Regions from separate parts of the Homo sapiens genome. Here region 2 is linked to region 1. Evidence: chromatin loops called from intact Hi-C (ENCODE). Cell type or tissue: lower leg skin. All regions are shown on one strand. Each heading gives the region's core, and the rest is flanking DNA. Links, peaks and the distances in the headings are about the cores only. Region 1 overlaps CDH3 (cadherin 3). Region 2 overlaps CDH1 (cadherin 1).

Evidence for each region. Hi-C counts contacts between places; a loop is a spot of excess contacts. Peaks named below come from ENCODE experiments on the same cell type or tissue, not always from the same donor. Only the 100,000 strongest peaks of a DNase experiment are listed, where the experiment ranks them.
Region 2: it touches region 1 in a loop (2.4-fold over the local background); 46 of 110 quality-filtered maps call a loop at or near these places.

The regions. Positions count from the first base shown.
Region 1 is chr16:68,692,135-68,699,925 of GRCh38, forward strand. It overlaps CDH3 (cadherin 3), which reads left to right. Exons shown (of 16, transcript NM_001793.6): 14 at 3,121-3,251; 15 at 3,643-3,789; 16 at 6,057-7,791. The coding sequence ends at 6,266. Among named protein-coding and RNA genes, the nearest start is that of CDH1, 41 kb to the right of the region's middle. RefSeq lists an enhancer at 7,537-7,681 and a cis regulatory region at 7,609. In lower leg skin, for the core only: no CTCF peak of the experiment used is centred there; no DNase peak of the experiment used is centred there.
Region 2 is chr16:68,812,341-68,818,844 of GRCh38, forward strand. It overlaps CDH1 (cadherin 1), which reads left to right. Exons shown (of 16, transcript NM_004360.5): 9 at 973-1,155; 10 at 3,175-3,419. Among named protein-coding and RNA genes, the nearest start is that of TANGO6, 28 kb to the right of the region's middle. In lower leg skin, for the core only: no CTCF peak of the experiment used is centred there; no DNase peak of the experiment used is centred there.

The DNA.
Region 1 (7,791 bases), core at 11-5,010:
CAAATGATCTTCCCAGCTCAGCCTCCCAAGTTCCTGGGACTACAGGTGTGGGCCACCACGCCCAGCTCATTTTTGTATTTTTTGTAAAAATGGGGCCTCACTATGTTGCCCAGGCTGGTCTTGAATTCCTGGGCTCAAGCAGTCCACCTGCCTTGGCCTCCCAAAATGCTGGGATTACAGGTGTGAGCCACTGCGCCCGGTCCACTCCTTAAACTCCTAATTCTAGGAGCATCAGTCAATCAGTAGGTCTTTCTGGGGCTTGTGGAATGTACCAGGCTTTGGGGATACAGTGGTGAGCAAACAGACTCGGCCCTGCCATCAGGTCATCTGGAGGGGCCCGCACAGTGGTTCTGAAAGGGTGGTTTCCAACAGCATTAGCATCACCAGGAATTTGCTATTATTAGAAAGGCAATTTCTCAGGCCCTGCTCCAGACTTACTGATTCAGAAATTTAGGAATAGAACCCAGTAATCTGCATGTTAACAAGCTCCCAAGGCATTCTGATACATGCTAGAGTCTGCAAATTACTGGTCTAGTGGGAGGAAATGTTTAGTTAAAAACAAATTTCTTGGCTCTAAAGATAGAACCTATCACAGTTGTTTTTTCCACATTTTGACTTGGTCTTAATATAGACAACACACATCGTCAGTCAGAGATCAATCATATGAATACAACAAGAACATGCTCTTTGCTGGGCGCAGTGGCTCACACTTGTAATCCCAACACTTTGGGAGGCCAAGGTGGGTGGATCACTTGAGGTCAGGAGTTTGAGACCACCCTGGCCAATGTGGTGAAATCCTGTCTCTACTGAAAATACAAAATTAGCCAGGCATGATGGCACATGCCTGTAATCCCAGTTACTTGGGAGGCTGAGGCAGGAGAATCACTTGAACCCAGGAGATGGAGGTTGCAGTCAGCCGAGATCACACCATTGCACTCCAGCCTGGGCAACAGGGCGAGACTCTGTCTTTAGAAAAACAAAACAAAAAAGAAAGTAGGAAATTAGGTCAGAGCAGTGACAGGCACAGGGTACCATCATGTCAGGCCTCATAGGTTATTGTGAAGACTCTGGGTAGAACTGAAAGTTATCAGAAGGTTTTGAGCAGAGGGGTGATGTGATTTGACTTAAGTTTTGCAAGATTCCTGCTGAGCAGACTATATGGGGGCGAAGGTGGAGGCAGGGAGACCATCTAGGAGGCTGTAGCCATAATCCAGGGGTAAAAAGGTGATGGGAGGCTCAGGCTAGGATGGCAGCATTGAGGTGGTCAGAGGTGGTCATGTTTCAAGGTAGAGTCCCTTCAGATTGATGTGTGGAATTAGGGTAAGACCCATGGATGATCGCAAGGCTTTCGGCTTAAGGAGAAACATGGCATTTCCATTTGCCGTTTTGGGAAGGACCATGGGAAGAGACTTGCCAGGCCAGTCCAAGTGGAGGTGTCAGTAGGCAGCTAGACCTGGGTTCAGAGAAGTCCATTTGGCGTCTTGCCTTCCCCCAGACTCGGGAGAGGAGAGGTTACTGTCTAGCCCACATGTGCATGCATCTTCAGAACCCGTGGACTCCCAAGGAAGGTTGGGTCTGTTTTGTCTGGCCAAGGACAGACAGCAGTTCCATCAGCAGGCAAAAAAGTAATGATCCTGAGCAGTGGTGTATGCTCTTAAATCGAACTGCCATAGAGAGATGGCTAGAGGGTCCCCTCTTAATACAGGGTTAACTGTGTGTAGGCATGAGAGAGAAGGCAGCCAGGATCCCCAGTTGGCCAGTTCCCCCCATGTCCAAATAGCCTGCCAGCCTTTCAGACCACATCACTGAAGCCAGGCCCTTTTAAAATTCCAACACTGGGGCTGGGCACAGTGGCTTATGCCTGTAATCCCAGCACTTTGGGAGCTGAGGCAGGCAGATCACCTGAGGTCAGGAGTTAGAGACCAGCTTGGCCAACATGGTGAAACCCCGTCTCTACTAAAAATACAAAAATTTGAGATCACGCCACTGCATTCCAGCCTGGGTGACAGAGCGAGACTCTGTTTCAAAAATAAATAAATAAATAAATGGGCCCCTGTAATCTCAGCTACTCAGGAGGCTGAGGTGGGAGAATCACTTGAACCTGGGAGGCAGAGGTTGCAGTGAGCCAAGATCCTGACACTGCACTCCAGTCTGGGCAACAGAGCGAGACTCCCTCTCAAAAAAAAAAAAAAAAAAAAAAATTCCGGCCAGGCGCAATGGCTCACACCTGTAATCCCAGCACTTCGGGAGGCCAAGGCAGTTGGATCACTTGAGGGTGGGGGTTCAAGACCAGCCTGGCCAACATGGTGAAACCCTGTCTCTACTGAAAATACAAAAATTAGCCAGGCTTGGTGGCAGGCACCTGTAATCCCAGCTACTGGGGAGGCTGAGGCAGGAGAATGGCTTGAACCTGGGAGGCGGAGGTTGCAGTGAGCCGAGATTGCACCAGTGCACTCTAGCCTGGGCGACAAGAGTGAGACTCTGTCTCAAAAAAAAAAAAAAAAAATTCCAACACTGCATTCCACGTAAGTTTAGATTACTGTACCCTATGAAAGTTGCATTATCTTGTTCTTGAAGTCTGTGGCTAATTAGGGGACATCTGGTGACTAAAAGAGAGTCTCATTGAAAGACAACATCTGCTGGGAGGTTCCCATCCCGACATCCCGACGAAAGGTTTTCTTAAGGATCAGTACCACCAATCTGGTTAGACTGACAGCATTATGGGTGAGGAGAAGGAAGTCAGAATCTTCTAGGAGGAGGTGTTATAAGCTGAGAGCTGACATGTGGGAGCCATGTGTATGCATAGAGTCTGCCAGGTGAGGAAGGAGCCTGTATGAAGGTTCTTAAGGGGAAGTTGCTGGGGGTATTCAAGGAACACAGAGGAGGCCAATGTGCCTAGACCTTAGTGGGTAGGGGGACTTGGAGGCATAGGCTGGGACCAAATCTTGCCAGCCTTGATAAAGAGTTGAAGTTTTCCTAGGTGCAAGTAAAGCCATTGTAGCATGTTAAGCTCTGGCTACTGAGTGAGGACATCTGCAGTTAGAGGGGCTCTGAGGGCCTGGGGGTCTTGGCCCACTGTGTGGTTACAGAGGGAGCACTCACACTCCCCAACCCTTGCAGTCCTCCTGCTGGTGCTGCTTTTGTTGGTGAGAAAGAAGCGGAAGATCAAGGAGCCCCTCCTACTCCCAGAAGATGACACCCGTGACAACGTCTTCTACTATGGCGAAGAGGGGGGTGGCGAAGAGGACCAGGTGGGGCACTGGGGGCTCTGGGATTGGGAGGTGGATGCCCCTAAGGCCACTGGCAGGGCTGTTGGGTCAACCAACTGACCAAGTTAGCTGTGTTGACCAGGCCCTGGCATGAAGCATGCGTCTTCCTTTTCTAACATCCTCCAGCACTTCTCTGGTCCATTGCTGTAGTCTCTTTGGCCCTAGCCAAGTTAACCTCAAGCCTATGTTTAATTTGCTAGGACAAGGGAGGATGGAAACGAGGGTTTTCCAAAATCTGTGACATCATCTGTCTTGTAAGACCTCCCCATGAGCCAGAGTATCCAAAGGGTAGGGGGTGTGGGGTGAGATGTAAGTGGCAGGGGAGTGGGGGACAGGAGTCCTCAGTCACCTGCTCTCCTGCATTTCCCCACAGGACTATGACATCACCCAGCTCCACCGAGGTCTGGAGGCCAGGCCGGAGGTGGTTCTCCGCAATGACGTGGCACCAACCATCATCCCGACACCCATGTACCGTCCTCGGCCAGCCAACCCAGATGAAATCGGCAACTTTATAATTGAGGTGAGGCGTGGCAGGCCAGTCGAGGGCCACCCTTTATTCAAGCCCAGCACCAGCCACACAGGAGAACAAGCATGGGCCTGGAGTCTTGGGTCTGGGTTCAAATTCTGACTCCACCACCAACCAGCTTTTGACCTCTGGCTTATTTGAGTAACTTCTGGGGTTTGTTTCTTCCTCCATAGAACTCACTTGCAGAGTGGTTAAAAATGATTAGGAGGGGCTGGGCACGGTGCCTCACGCCTGTAATCTGAGCACTTTGGGAGGCTGAGACGGGTGAATCATGAGGTCAGGAGTTCAAGACCAGCCTGGCCAACATGGCGAAACCCCATCTCTACTAAAAATACAAAAATTAGCCAGGCATGGTGGCGGGCACCTGTAGTCCCAGCTACTCGGGAGGCTGAGCACAAGAATCGCTTGAACCAAGGAGGCAGAGGTTGCAGTGAGCCGACATCACGCCACTGCACTCCAGCCTGGGTGACAGAGCAAGACTCCATCTCAACAACAACAACAAAAATGATTAGGAGGCTGGGCACAGTGCCTCACGCCTGTAATCTCAGAACTTTCAGAGGCCAAGGTGGGCAGATCACTTGACGTCAGGAGTTTGAGATCAGCCTGGCCAACATGGTGGGAGGTGGAGGTTGCAGTGAGCCAAGATCGCACCTGGGTGCAACTTATGGCTGTAGTGAATGCCGAGAATGAAGTACTCAGACAATTCTAGCTGAGCGGGGCGGGGAGCAGTTCCTTTGAGAGAGCGTCACTCTAAGATCTGTCTGCCAGGTATTTATTGAGAGAGCTTGTTTAAACTACAATTTAGACAAACAAGAGACATCCACCAGGTGGCTCTTGGCGGTCGGGTATGAGGCACATATGGCCTTGTAAAAAACACTCAAACCACATTTTTAGGAGGCTGTGTTCAGCGCTCCTTATCACACATACTACTCCCTGTCCTGTTTTCAAGGTCCAGGAGATCTAGTCTTGTGTACAAACAACATGCACACAGCGCCTCAATATTTTTCCATGCCTCGACCTCACATGCCTCTTACATAGGCTTGAATGTCTTGTCGTGCGCCCCCCACACCTGGGCAACAAAGGGAGACTCCATCTCAAAAAAAAAAAAAAGGCCGGGCACAGTGGCTCATGCCTGTAATCCCACCAGCACTTTGGGAGGCTGAGGCGGGCAGATCACAAGGTCAAGAGATTGAGACTATCCTGGCCAACATGGTAAAACCCTGTCTCTACTAAAAATACAAAAAATTAGCTGGGCGTCCTGGTGGGCGCCTGTAGTCCCAGCTACTCAGGAGGCTGAGGCAGGAGAATCGCTTGAACCCAGGAGGTGGAGGTTGCAGTGAGCCGAGATCACATCATTGCACTCCAGCCTGGGCAACAAAGGGAGATTCCATCTTTAAAAAAAAAAAAATTAGGAATGATTTATTCATTTATTCAACACATATAGCAGTTGAATACTCTGGAGCCAGACTACCTGGGTTTGGATTATAGATCCCAGGTGATTGCACCTGGGGGGCAAAGTTTGGAGCCTCTGCTGTAGAAGACTTCAAGGATTGAACGAGCAGGCAGCTAGGACAGTGCCAGCACAGTGGTTCCCGACCCTGCCTGCGTGTTGGAATCACCTGGGCACCTTCAGAAACCACTGATGCCTCAGCTCACCTCCAAAGATTGTGATATAATTGAACTGGGTGTGGCCTGGGCTTCAGAATTTATAAAAGATTCTCCAGATAATTTAAGTTTCGGAACTACTGACCTAGCATGTAGCGCTTATTAGATAATGATAGCTATTGTTGCGAGGTGCTATTCTAATAACTGCTTTACAGGTATTTACTCATTTACTCATTCATCTGTTCCTTTAAAACTATACGGAGGCACATGTCCTCAGTACCTCCCGAGGCTGTGTCACAGGCATGCATCCTTTAAAAAAGGAAGAAAAAAACTATTGTCATTTTACAGACAAGGAAACAGGCATAGAGTGGTTAAGGGACTCGCCCAAGGCCACAAAGCTAGTGTGTGGTGTGAGTTCTGGCCCGGGCTGTCTGATTTCAGTCCTTGCCCTTACCCCCTGGCCTGTGTTGCACTGAGCACTTGCTGTCTGCTGGTCCCTGAGTGAATGAATTCTGCATGAATAACGCATTCTTTCATTTCTACCTCCAAAACCTTTAGGGGAGGGGAGAGAGGGGCTCACAGAGAGGAAATGGAGGCTTGCAGCTGGCAAGAGGCAGGACCCGCCGCTCCTAACTACCTGTTCTCTGTTGCCGCAGAACCTGAAGGCGGCTAACACAGACCCCACAGCCCCGCCCTACGACACCCTCTTGGTGTTCGACTATGAGGGCAGCGGCTCCGACGCCGCGTCCCTGAGCTCCCTCACCTCCTCCGCCTCCGACCAAGACCAAGATTACGATTATCTGAACGAGTGGGGCAGCCGCTTCAAGAAGCTGGCAGACATGTACGGTGGCGGGGAGGACGACTAGGCGGCCTGCCTGCAGGGCTGGGGACCAAACGTCAGGCCACAGAGCATCTCCAAGGGGTCTCAGTTCCCCCTTCAGCTGAGGACTTCGGAGCTTGTCAGGAAGTGGCCGTAGCAACTTGGCGGAGACAGGCTATGAGTCTGACGTTAGAGTGGTGGCTTCCTTAGCCTTTCAGGATGGAGGAATGTGGGCAGTTTGACTTCAGCACTGAAAACCTCTCCACCTGGGCCAGGGTTGCCTCAGAGGCCAAGTTTCCAGAAGCCTCTTACCTGCCGTAAAATGCTCAACCCTGTGTCCTGGGCCTGGGCCTGCTGTGACTGACCTACAGTGGACTTTCTCTCTGGAATGGAACCTTCTTAGGCCTCCTGGTGCAACTTAATTTTTTTTTTTAATGCTATCTTCAAAACGTTAGAGAAAGTTCTTCAAAAGTGCAGCCCAGAGCTGCTGGGCCCACTGGCCGTCCTGCATTTCTGGTTTCCAGACCCCAATGCCTCCCATTCGGATGGATCTCTGCGTTTTTATACTGAGTGTGCCTAGGTTGCCCCTTATTTTTTATTTTCCCTGTTGCGTTGCTATAGATGAAGGGTGAGGACAATCGTGTATATGTACTAGAACTTTTTTATTAAAGAAACTTTTCCCAGAGGTGCCTGGGGAGTGAACTGTTTTCTAAATAGAAGGTTTATTGGCATCTAACTCACATACCATACCATTCACTTGTTTAACGTTTACAATTCAATGGTTTTTAGAATTTTCAGAGTTCTGCAAAAAGAGTGGGCTCTGTTTACCCTGCTGGCTTCACCCAAGCTTCCTCTCAATGGCAGGGGATACTCAGGGTCAGCTTCCATGCCTAAGTGGGCTCAGGGAGGGGAGACTTGCCCTCCTTTGCAAAGTCAGTTGCTCCATGAGAGAGAACCATTAACCTCTTACCCCAAGGCTGAGCCCCTCCACAGCCCCAGCAAGGTCTCTTCTGGAACAGCGGCTGCCCTCCCTGCAGGACAGTGTGTGACGACTTCCTCTTCTATGCTGGAGGGGTCCCTGTTGAAAGGCAGGGGTTGGGGAACAGCCAGCTCTGCTACTTGCTAGCACATTTTTTTTTTTTTTTTTGAGACGGAGTCTCGTTCTGTCGCCCAGGCTGGAGTGCAGTGGTGTGATCTTGGCTCACTGCAAGCTCTGCCTCCTGGGTTCACGCCATTCTCCTGCCTCAGCCTCCCGAGTAGCTGGGACTACAGGTGCCTGCCACTATGCCCAGCTAATTTTTTTTGAGTGTGTGTGTTTTTTTAGTAGAGACGGGGTTTCACTGTGTTAGCCAGGATGTCTCGATCTCCTGACCTCGTGATCCGCCCACGTCGGCCTCCCAAAGTGCTAGGATTACAGGCTTGAGCCACCGCGCCCAGCGCTGGCACATCATTTAACCTCCAGTTGCCTCAGATTTTACATTTACAAAATGGGGAGTTTTTGTGGAGATTAAGTGAATTAATATCTGGCACATGGTCCATGCAATCTGTTAGTTGGTAACAGCTACCATTTA
Region 2 (6,504 bases), core at 1-5,000, 120 kb after region 1:
GGGCGAAGTCTTTGAAAACTCTCTCCAGACTAGAGAATGTTAACTTTAAACTTAAAAGCAAGCATCTTGAGATGGCAGTTGTCTTTTAGTATCTTTTTTCCACCCTTGGCCTGGGGCCAATTGGTGCAAGATTGTGAAGTTGCAAAAAGCACCTACTGATTTCATAGTCTCATGGTACATTTTTATAGCAAATATTACCTGGTTTCATTTCTTTATTGAACAAATATTTTCTAAGTTTATATTAGGCACTGTGTTAGACACTGGAGAGACCATCACACACAAAGATTCCATTCTCATGGTGTTTCTGGTATAGCCAGGAAGACATCTTATGAGAATTATTGTATGCCAAGGATATTACATGCATTCAAGGAGAAGGTATTGAGAACCAAGTAGGGTAAGTTTAAATCATCCTGTATAATGGCCAGGCGTGGTGGCTCACACCTGTAATCTAGCAAGTTGAGAGGCCAAGGCTGGTGGATCCCTTGAGGATGGAGTTTGAGACCAGCCTGGCCAACGTGGCGAAACTCCATCTCCACTAAAAATACAAAAATTAGCTGGGCGTGGTGGTGCATGCTTGTAATCCCAGCTACTCGGGCATCTGAGGCATGAGAGTTGCTTGAACCCAGGAGGCGGAGGCTGCAGTGAGCCGAGATTGTACCATTGCACCCCAGTGCGCCCATTGCCTGGCCTCTCCTTGTCACATCTTCTCCTTGAAGCTTGCTTTCAGTTAGCCAGGTGTGGTGGTGCATGCCTGTGGTCCCAGCTACTCTGGAGGCTGAGGTGGGAGGATTGCTTGAGCCCAGGAGGTTGAGGCTACAGTGAGCCATGATCGCTCAAATACACTCCAGCCTGGTGACAGTGAGATCTTATCTCAAAAGAACAACAAAAAAAGAGGAATCCTTTAGCCCCCTGAGACTCAGCTCTGCTAGCAGTCTTGGTACTTTGTAAATGACACATCTCTTTGCTCTGCAGTACAAGGGTCAGGTGCCTGAGAACGAGGCTAACGTCGTAATCACCACACTGAAAGTGACTGATGCTGATGCCCCCAATACCCCAGCGTGGGAGGCTGTATACACCATATTGAATGATGATGGTGGACAATTTGTCGTCACCACAAATCCAGTGAACAACGATGGCATTTTGAAAACAGCAAAGGTTTGTATGGTACCTGGCAAGATGCAGAAACTGGCATCCTCACAGCTGTTCATACCCTTGTCCCCTGGTATCTTCTTAGAAGTAGATTCGCTTTGGCAGGGGGACAGGGTGACTTTCCCAGATTGTAGTGGACCATGTGGGATTTGCAGTGGCTCTTCCTGCTCATGTAAGAAATCAAGAAACTGTGCTGTGTGTGGTGGCTCACGCCTGTAATCCCAGCACTTAGGGACGCTGAGGCAGGCAGATCACGAGGTCAGGAGTTTGAGTCTCTGCTAAAAATACAAAAATTAGCCAGGCATGGTGGCACGTGCCTGTAATCTCAGCTACTAGGGAGGCTGAGGCAGGAGAATTGCTTGAACCTGGGAGGTGGAGGTTGCAGTGAGCCAAGATCGTGCCATTGCACTCCAGCTCTGGGTGACAGAGCAAGACTCAGTCTCCAGGGGTGGGCGGGGAAAAGGAGGCCGGGCGTGGTGGCTCACGCCTGTAATCATAGCACTTTGGGAGGCCAAGGCGGGCAGATCACAAGGTCAAGAGATCGAGATCATCCTGACCAACATGGTGAAACCCCATCTCTACTAAAAATACAAAAATTAGCTGGGCATGGTGGTGTGCACCTATAGTCCCAGCTACTAGGGAGGCTGAGGCAGGAGAATCGCTTGAACCTAGGAGAGGGAGGTTGCAGTGAGCCAGGATCGTGCCACTGCACTCCAGCCCGGCAACAGAGTGAGACTTCGTCTCAAAAAAAGGAAATCAAGAAGCTAAGGCTTCTTGGTGGCTCATGGTGGCTCATGCCTGCAATCCCAGCACTTTGGGAGGCCGAGGCGGGCAGATCACCTGAGGTCGGGAGTTTGGGACCAGCCTGGCCAACATGGTGAAAACCTGTCTCTACCAAAAATACAAAAATTAACTGGGCGTGGTGGTGCACACTTGTAATCCCTGCTGCTTGGGAGGCTGAAGCAGGAGAATCGCTTGAGCCTGGAAGACAGAGGTTGTAGTGAGCCAAGATCGTGCTACTGCACCCTGGCCTGGGCAACAGAGTGAGACTCTGTCTGAAAAAAAAAAGAAATCAAGAAGCTGTTACACAGGATCCTGAAATTGAAAAAGAAGTACTATCTGCTTTAATAGGCTCTTTCCCAGAAACATTCTCCTTCCCTCAGCTCTTTCCATTTTGCGGTGACAGAGAAAATGATTTACTGGTCTCTGCTCTTGTGCTGGTTTATTTTAGAAGTGGGGCAGATATGGTTGTTTTTGAAAAATGTCCTAGAAACTTGAAAACTAGCCAAGCGCAGTAGTGTATGGCGGTGGGCCCAACTACTTGGGAGGCTGAGGTGGGAGAATCACTTGAGCCCAGGGGGTTGAAGCTGCACTCAGCTATGATCATGCCACTGTACTCCAACCTGGGCAATAGAATGAGACTCCATCTCTTAAAAAAAAAAAAAAAAAAAGATGGCCGGGTGCAGTTGCTGATGTCTGTAATCCCAACACTTTGGGAGGCCAAGGCGGGTGGATCACCTGAGGTCAGGAGTTCGAGACCAGCCTGGCCAACATGGTGAAACGTCGTCTCTACTAAAAATACAAAAAATTAGCCAGGTGTGGTGGCGGGCTCCTGTAATCCCAGCTACTAGGGAGGCTGAGGCAGGAGAATTGCTTGAACCCAGGAGGTGGAGGTTGCAGTGAGCCATTGCATTCCAGCCTGGGTGACAAGAGCAAAAATTCTGTCTCAGAAAAAAATAAAATAAGGAAAGAAACTTGAAAACTAAGAATTTGAGTGAATTGCTTGTTGAAGTGACTGGATCCCTAGAATAGCCCCAGCTTTGCCTTCCTCTTGAGTAGGTGAGCAGATTTGAGAAGCCATGGTAAGTAATTGTGGTTTCTGCCATTGAAAGTCATGGCAGAAACCACAGTTACTTTTGCACCAACCTAATATATTACCAAAAGCAACAGTTAAGGATTTAATTTTATTTTTACTAACACAAAATGTTTCGTTTTGTTTTTAACTTCATTGTTTCTGCTCTCTAGGGCTTGGATTTTGAGGCCAAGCAGCAGTACATTCTACACGTAGCAGTGACGAATGTGGTACCTTTTGAGGTCTCTCTCACCACCTCCACAGCCACCGTCACCGTGGATGTGCTGGATGTGAATGAAGCCCCCATCTTTGTGCCTCCTGAAAAGAGAGTGGAAGTGTCCGAGGACTTTGGCGTGGGCCAGGAAATCACATCCTACACTGCCCAGGAGCCAGACACATTTATGGAACAGAAAATAACGTAAGTGTGAGGATTTTTCAACTGACTTGCAGCAACTGGTTATTTTATATCATTTTATATGTAAATCAATAATATGTACTTCATGGCATTTTGTCATTTGTCTGTACAAGACCATTCTCTTAATTTATTTTTTATTCCCTTTATCTGTGCTCCTTTCACCTGTTCCCTTCCCTTCACAGACAGCCGTTCTTGGTCTGATGTGCTGCCTCTCTTTGAGCTCTTGTAGTATGGTAGAAATGCAATTTTACTTTGCATACATACTATTGTGTTTTTTTGAGTTTGGAGTCTCACTTTGTCGCCCAGGCTAGCGTGCAGTGGCGTGATCTCTGCCTACTGCAGCCTCTGTCTCTTGGGTTCAAGCAATTTTCATGCCTCAGCCTTCCATGTAGCCAGGATTACAGGTGCCTGCCACCACGCCCGGCTAATTTTTGTATTTTTAGTAGAGACAAGGCTTCACCACATTGGCCAGGCTGGTCTCGAACTTCTGACCTCAAGTGATCTGCCTGCCTCCTAAAGTGCTGGGATTACAGGCGTGAGCCACCGCACCCAGCCCATAGTATTGTGTTCTAAGTAGCTTACTATCAGTATTTCTCCTTTCAAACTTGAAGGTACCTCTATAATGTAAATCACACAGATGCTGAGAACTGAGAACCCACATGCCAACCAACCAACTACAACACTTGCTTTAAAATACTCTCATTTTGGGTTGGGCATAGCAGCTCATGCCTGTAATCCCAAAACTTAGGGAGGCCTAGGCAGGTGGATCACTTTGAGGCCAGGTGTTGAAGACCAGTCTGGCCAACATGGTGAAACCCCTGCCTCCACTAAAAACACAAGAAATTAGCTGGGCATGGTGGTACACACCTGTAATCCCAGCTACTCGGGAGGCTGAGGCACGAGAATCACTTGAACCCAAAAAGCTGAGGTTGCAGTGAGCTGAGATCGAGTCACTGCACTCCAGCCTGGGTGACAGAGTGAGACTCCATCTCAAAAACAAAAAACAAAAAAACTCTCATTTTCTATGTGTAGCCAATGGACTCCTCATAATCTAGAGATATTTCTACATGCTCCAAACTGTAAGGCCTGGCAAGATGGGTTTTAATCGAAGTTTAAAAGAATGATGAAAAGTCAAAGACAATAATGTAGGATTAGGTTCAGTGATGAAACCCTGGATTGTACAGTTTCCAGGCTGGGTTGAAAGCTTGCAGTAGTGAAATAGATAGTTCAAAGCATCTCCTGGGGCAGATTCAGGGACCAGGTCTTTAGTGTCTGTTTCCAGAGGCCCTTACGCCTGGAACAATGACCACTTGATGTAATTCATTGCTTTGCACTTCCAAAGAAGTGAGGCCAAGCCCACAGTTTCTTAGAGCCCTTTCCTCCTTTGATTTCTTAGTTTCTCTTTCAGAGCCTTTCCATGACCCTAGTAAATAACTGAGCAGTAGATCTCTGTTAGCCTCCCTGTACCTCCCATTAAATGGCAATAGTGCAGTCCACCCACAGGTCAACAGGGCAACCTGCATCTCCAGATGTTCATGACAGGAGAGGAGGTGGCATGTTGCCACCATTTAGGAACTACTGTATTGTTTGGGGGAGCTGGTCTGCAGGAGTCTGCTTTTAAAAATAAATAAGGATTATAGTAATCATTGCTTCAGCAAGAATCATCCACAGATGCCAAATCCATTGGGTGAAAATTAGTTGCTGAACAAGATATTCTCAAATTATCTACCTGCAGATTATAGGTTAATCATGCAGTGAAAAAAGGCACCTTTGCTGTGAAGAAATCTGGTGGCCTTTCCCTTATCCAAGTGATCAAAGTTATCAATAGAAGCACAGACAGACATCATGTGCCTCCCAGTGTCCTGCACTAGGGAGGCCACAGCATCACCTCTGTCCTGTTCTTGCCCCCACCGACCCCTGAAATGGATTACCTGAATCTAAATTTTGAGGAATAATCAGACAAACCCAAGTTAAGGGGCATGCTACAAAACAACGGCCAGCACATTTCAAAAATGTCAGTGACAGAAAAGAAAGACCTAAGGAAGAGCCATGCCAACGAAAGGCCATATTGGATCCTGAATCCAGAAGGGTGCAAGGTTGCTATAAAGGACATTTTTGGAAAATCTGACAATTCGAATATGCACCATATATTCGACAATAGAATTCTATCAAAGTTTTGTTTCCTAAAATTGAAAATCAAGACTGGTCACGGTGGCTCACACCTGCAATCCCAGTGCTTTGGGAGGCCGAGATGGGTGGATCATCTGAGGTCAGGAGATCGAGACTATCCTGGCTAACATGGTGAAACCTCGTCTCTACTAAAAATACAAAAAATTAGCCGGGCGTGGTGGCGGGTGCCTGTAGACCCAGCTATTCAGGAGGCTGGGGCAGGAGAATGGCATGAACCTGGGAGGTGGAGCTTGCAGTGAGCTGAGATCACGCCACTGTACTCCAGCCTGGGCGACAGAACGAGACTCTGTCCCAAAAAAAAAAAAAAAGAAAAGAAAAAAAAAGAAAATCAAATTGGGGTTATATAACAGAATGCCTTTGTTCTTAGGAGATAACACATTGACATATTTATAAGTAAAGGAACATGACTTCTGCAATTTATTTGCAGATGGTTCAGCAGAACAAGAAATTATGTAGGCGTGTGTCAATATAGACAGAGCAGATGTGGCAAAGTATTAACAATGAGTAAACTCAGGTGAAGAGTTCATGGATGGTCATCATACTATTATAGTAACTTGTCTGTTGTATTGTTGGTTTTCTTGGTTTTCTTTTTTTTTTTTTTTTTTTAAAGACGGAGTTTCGGCCGGGCGCGGTGGCTCACGCCTGTAATCCCAGCACTTTGGGAGGCCGAGACGTGCGGATCATGAGGTCAGGAGATCGAGACCATCCTGGCTAAAACGGTGTAAACCGCGTCTCAACTAACAATACAAAAAAATTAGCCGGGCGTGATGGCGGGCGCCTCTAGTCCCAGCTACTCCGGAGGCTGAGGCAGAAGAATGGTGTGAACCCAGGAGGTGGAGCTTGCAGCGAGCCGACATCGCGCCACTGCACTCCAGCTTGGGCTACAGAGCAAGACTCC